Regions from separate parts of the Homo sapiens genome. Here region 1 is linked to region 2. The links are chromatin contacts, found by Hi-C or POLR2A ChIA-PET in ENCODE. All regions are on one chromosome and are shown on one strand. Each heading gives the region's core, a stretch centred on a gene start or an enhancer-like site at or near the end of the contact. The rest is flanking DNA. Distances are from core to core; before and after follow the strand shown. Region 1 overlaps ITGA6 (integrin subunit alpha 6). Region 2 has its middle 70 kb from the start of DLX2-DT.

Region 1 (2,700 bases), core at 99-2,598, 310 kb after region 2:
TATATACAGGACAAGACCTCTGAAATGGATGAGAAAAAGCCACATACAGAACAATGGCAATTAAGTTCCCATTTAGTTGAAATTATACATATATTTTAATATTTAATTTTAGATAATTTTAACTGACGTGTCTGGAAGAACATACAAGGCTACTTGGGTGTTCGGGTGGGAATGGAGACAAAATATTTACTTTAACCCCCACATGTTGCACATGTACTCATAAGTGTGTACGTTTTTAAACAAATATTGTATAATGAGGCTCTGCATTGTATACATTTATATCTATTAACAGTTATTTTCTTCAGCAATGGGGGAAAACGTCACGTGTATTTTTTTTCCTGTGTTTTTAAGCTGTGCTGGGCAGCTAAGGATGCTCTCTAGTATGTGAATTAGACTCACATTCAAGGTAACAGAGGCTGAGCTTGTTTTTCACTCCTTTTGTCTTCAGATCCCGGCCTGTGATTAATATTCAGAAAACCATCACAGTAACTCCTAACAGAATTGACCTCCGCCAGAAAACAGCGTGTGGGGCGCCTAGTGGGATATGGTGAGCATCCCTCTGTCTTGGTGGGATCCCCCTCAGTTTCCCACCTCCACTTCATGATGACTCTATTGTCCTGAGGAGCCACAGGGAAGATGACAGGAGTGCTGGGCAAAGGGAAGAGGGTCTGTCAAGTGTTTTTATAACATGTTGATCATCAATGGGCATTGGGGGGATTGGAGAGCTAGGGAACATGTTGGGTTTTTTCCACTGCAATAATGGATCTTTTAAGAAATATGTGTTTGATTTTATTCAGCCTCCAGGTTAAATCCTGTTTTGAATATACTGCTAACCCCGCTGGTTATAATCCTTCAATATGTAAGTACCTAGTACCTTTAAAATATGTCTACTTTCTGTCTGCCAGGTTGAAAGTTCTGCATAAATCACAGAAAAATAAAACTGCAGTGGCCAACATGGGTCTGTCAATTCTGGTGTAAAGAATTAAGTGTATGTTTTGTCTCCCTTTTAATCAGGAGGGCACAGCACCGTGAGGGAGGAAAAAAACTCCACTTGGTCGCCATTTGAGTTTTCCAGAGCAGATGGTTTAGGACAGAATGGCTTGGAAAAGTACTTATTTGCTACCACAACCATTTCCTCCATTTCTGTCTTTGAAAAGCAGTGTGGAAAATTGATTTTGTGGTTGTGAGGTGGTGGGTGGTGGCTGGTGGTTGTGAGGTGGTGGGTGGTGGCTGGTGGTTGTGAAAGGGCAACGGCAGGAGCCAGAGCACAGCACAGAGTCACTGCCAGGCTGCCTTCTCTTCCCCACGCCCCTCCCTCCCGGAACACCCGCCCTGTGTTCCCAAGAGCAGGCCCCTAGGGAATTTGCAAGCCGGCCCTGAGAGGTCAGAGACCTGGTCTCTGCTCCTGGTTTCAGCTTTGATACTGACTGACCCACAGGGCAAGTCCCTTAACATATGAGTTTGCTTTCCTGTCCGTTCAGAACAATGCCTAGTAGTCATTAGTGCATACAGTTGTGCTGGAGATCAACTGAGAAGACATGAAAAGCACTTTGTCATTTATTAGATACTGTTCTGCTTCCTTTTTTTGTAATTCAAAGTAAGATTTTTTTAAATTTTTGTGGATACATAGTAGGTGTATATATTTATGGGGCAACACAGGATTTTTGACAAGAATTTTGACACCGTTAATGATACTCTTAACAATAGTGGCCGTCGTAAGCTCTCCTCTGGCATGTTTTAATAGCAGCCACACTTCTTCAGCTGTGAGTCACCTGACCCCTGGCTCCAGAGTCAAGGCCAGGGGCATAGGAATTCCAAGAAAATCTTTTCTGCAAAGAGGAAGTGAAAAGAATGAGGAAATTCTCAACCCGGGTCCGGCCATGGTCCTGGCAGTTTGGGATTCTAGTGTACTGTATCTGCCACCAAGGGACACTTTGTGAAGAACAAGGTCATTCTGTCCTTTCATATGGTTGTCAGCCTTTACGATACTATGAGGTAATGAGTCCTCTGAAGTGTTCTCCCTGTTATCTAAAGTAGTAGTTTTCTTTATTTAAAAAGATGTCCCTTATAATATTCCAGAATATAACCTAATTCAAATAACCTAAAGTTGTTGCTTGAAACAGGAAAAAATAGCCACATAAGGACTAGGGTTTGCAATGGTGAATCCTCTCACACGTCACAGCTCTGTTCTTAGCTGTACTCTAATTCTTCTTTAACTTTATATGAAGTTTTATATAACACTAATGAATGTATCCACTAAGACAACAGAATGAAGATACTGACCTGTGATAAAGTTCAGTGAATTATGAAAAGGGACAGTTTAAATAAATGTACTGTCTTTAATTTTTTTTAAGTCCCCCTTCACCTGATTCTCAGTGTCATAAGCTCAGTTAGCCTTCATCTTTCCAGATTTCGAGCTGTCTGCAGGTGGTTTCTCCGTCTCCCCTTCTGTGGGGTCGTCTCCTGCTGTGTGGTCTCTCCATGGGACCTGCAGACCTTGCACGAAGCATTCTTAGAGTGGATGGATTATGACTTCGTGCACAGGGGGAGCTGTGGCCTTTTGCTTTGCTTTTTGATGCAGCCGGCATTTTGTCGAGTGTAGAAAGCAATTCTTTGTGTGGCTTTTAATGACAAGAAAATGTATACTGTGACTCTTCAGGATCTATCATCCTTTCAGTATCATTTGTGTTATTTTTACCC
Region 2 (2,700 bases), core at 61-2,560:
AGAGTTTAAATAAAATTGCTTCATAACATGTCAGAGTAGAAAAAAAGCATTATTTCAAAATCAATGTGTTATTTCACATGTGTGATTTAAGCTTTTATGTGTAACCAAATGAATAAATCCAATCCTATACACTGACATTTAACTCATATATATCCTAAACATTTATGTTTTCAAGTTGGCTAAAAGAATTCCTAAAACCGCAACTTTTTTTTTTGAGGAACTTTTCTCTTGCAACACGTGGGCTCACCATATGTTCAGGGTGCCCTGATGTTCAAGTTATATGGTATTAATATGGCCTGAAACTGAAGTGCAGAGGGCATCCATTGAAAAATGCTGGTCTACTGGATCAAGGTTCACCATAATATATGGTTATTTGGTGTTCAATAAACTTTTTTTTTTTTTTAAGACAGATTCTTACTTTGTCACCCAGGCTGGAGTGCAGTGGTGCCATCTTGACTCACTGCAACCTCCGCCTCCCGGGTTCAAATGATTCCTGTGCCTCAGCCTCGCGAGTAGCTGGAATTACAGGCGCGCACCACCACACCCGGCTAATTTTTGTATTTTTAGTAGAGACAGGGTTTCACTATGTTGGCCAGGCTGCTCTCGAACGCCTGATTTCAGGTGATCCACCGGCCTCAGCCTCCCAAAGTGCTGGGATTTTAGATGTGAGTCACCGCGCCCAGCCCAATAAACTTGTTAAGTGACAAATAAAATTGGCGAGTGAGTGTTGCTGTTGTGACTTTGCTGCTTTTTTCTTTCCTGTTCTTAACTGCTGCAGGGTTTCTTTCTGTCTTGGTGCCTATTCCTAAGACAGATGAGGAAGATAGGATCTCTGCTTCATGGAGCTTGTAGGTTCTGCTAAAGGGAATGACATGCAGATTCAATTCACAGGGAACGTGGTAAGAGCTGAGAGACTGTTACAATGGCCGCGAAAGCCAGCGAGCCAGGGGACATTTCCACTTAGCCAGAGGCCAACGTCACAAAGCAGGTGGCATTTTGGTCGAGCCTGCTTATAAGCCTAGTGTCTATAGATTTTATTAAATCATTAGAGTCATTCTTCAGGTAGAAACGGACCTTCCTTGACTTCATAAATTACAAGATGTCTGGAATTCTGAATTTTATCCCTCCAAGTCCCTCCACCGGAACTTTCCAGCACTTCGATTTTCTTCTACAGCGTGAGGGAAGGGTCAGGTTTAGACATTGTCTTGGCAAACAGATCAGCCCTCTCCATTTAGGAAGGAGGAGGGAAGCTGCTCCCGCGGCCACATTTCCTGGAAGGCTGCAGGTGAGGGCTCGGGCGGTGGCGGGCCGTGGTCCGGCGCAGTTTCCCCGCGGCCCGCTGGGTCGCACTGTGGCCTTAGGAATGTGGGCCGGGGCGGGGCGGCTTGGGAGCGCGCTGCAGCCAACGCCGCGTTCAGCCCCGGGCGCAACTGCAGCCGTGCCGGGGGCCTCCGGGGCCCCGACCGACCGACAGCTCTTTCAGACCGCAGCGAAGTTTGCACACACGACAGCACGTCCCGGGGCTAGGATCTTGCCCGCCTGCGGGGCTGACCTGCACCACCCTTGGGGAAGCGCGAACTGCCGCCCCGCTGCCGGGAGTTAGGCGCCCGGGCCTGGGTCGCCCCCACAGACGGCTCGGACGGCACGAACGAGCGGACCCCAAGGATAGTGGGCTGGGGAGGGGTCCAGTCGTGGTCACGGAAACGGGTGGTCCTCGCGCCGGGCTGCACTCATTCTGACTAGCAATATGCTGGTGGAAAGTGCTACTCCAATGCCTTTATCGTTGCGTTGCTATCATTTTCTTTATATCTACATAAATTTTTTTATTTTATTAAAAAAATATTTTTTTGGCCTTGCTTCCTCCTCCAGCGTTTGACTTTCCATTGTTGCTCAGTGCTTGGGTGGGATGTGGACTCTCTTTCCTTGTGACAGCAGAGCTCAGAGTACCATGAATCTCCCTCCCCTCTACCTTGCTTTAAATGGCTATTTCTTTCTTTTTTTTTTTTAGTTAACTAAAAATGGAAAAAATAGTAAGTGCACATGGTAGAAAATTCAAACAGTACAGAAGCCTCTTCCCCTTTCAGAGCAGGCAGCCACTGCTAATATTTTCTTTTGATTCCTTCCAGAACACAAGTATATGGCTATCTCCTTTCAAATGCGTCCCCATCCCCAAACTGGGTCATCTGCCCTGCCGCCTCAGCTCCCCCTTTATCATGTATCTTGGAGATGACCTCACATCAGCATGTGTGGGTGTACGGCATTCTTTTAGATGGCTGCCTGGTGTTCTGTATGTTATACCAGCACCCCGTAATTATTCTATCGGCCACGATGGAAGGATATGGCGGTTGTTTCCAGTCTTTTGCTATGACAAACAATTCTGCAGTGAACATCTGTGTGTATATCTTTGAGTACGTGTGCAACCATGTCTATAGAATACATTCCTAGAAGTGGAATTGTCTCCTTGAAAAATATTTGCATTTAAAATTTTATAGATTTTGCCAATTGACCACCAAAGGTGGTACCTATTGATACGCTCATCAGTGACTGCTCCCCATTTCCCTCGTTGTTCACACTAGGTTTATCGCACTTTTAAAATATTTGCCAAGGTGAGCAAATAGGCTTTAAAAGTAGAATTTCATTCTAGTTTTCATCTTTTAAATTGTGAGTACAATTTATTCTTTTCCACATGAAAAAAGAGCT

Evidence for each region. A loop is a pair of places that touch in the nucleus more often than their neighbours do. ChIA-PET counts read pairs that join two places held with the same protein, here RNA polymerase II (POLR2A). Pooled maps may share reads with other maps.
Region 1: a map of HepG2 shows a loop between it and region 2 (7-fold over the local background). The contact joins two enhancer-like sites. A Hi-C loop is called at or near these places in 14 of 168 maps with a recorded cell type or tissue (CD4-positive, alpha-beta T cell, CD4-positive, alpha-beta memory T cell, CD8-positive, alpha-beta T cell and 8 more) and 17 of 50 pooled maps. POLR2A ChIA-PET finds 5 or more read pairs at or near these places in 4 of 52 experiments (AG04449, T-cell, naive thymus-derived CD4-positive, alpha-beta T cell and 1 more).

What each region holds. Positions count from the first base shown.
Region 1 is chr2:172,479,193-172,481,892 of GRCh38, forward strand. It overlaps ITGA6 (integrin subunit alpha 6), which reads left to right. Exons shown (of 26, transcript NM_000210.4): 10 at 449-547; 11 at 798-859. All of the region lies in intron 3 of PDK1-AS1 (PDK1 and ITGA6 antisense RNA 1), which reads right to left. Among named protein-coding and RNA genes, the nearest start is that of ITGA6-AS1, 15 kb to the left of the region's middle. Within about 2 kb of position 1,349, at least 7 of the 41 ENCODE cell types and tissues checked have a DNase peak (open chromatin) inside an H3K27ac peak, as active enhancers do.
Region 2 is chr2:172,171,286-172,173,985 of GRCh38, forward strand. No RefSeq gene overlaps it. Among named protein-coding and RNA genes, the nearest start is that of DLX2-DT, 70 kb to the left of the region's middle. Within about 2 kb of position 1,311, at least 4 of the 41 ENCODE cell types and tissues checked have a DNase peak (open chromatin) inside an H3K27ac peak, as active enhancers do.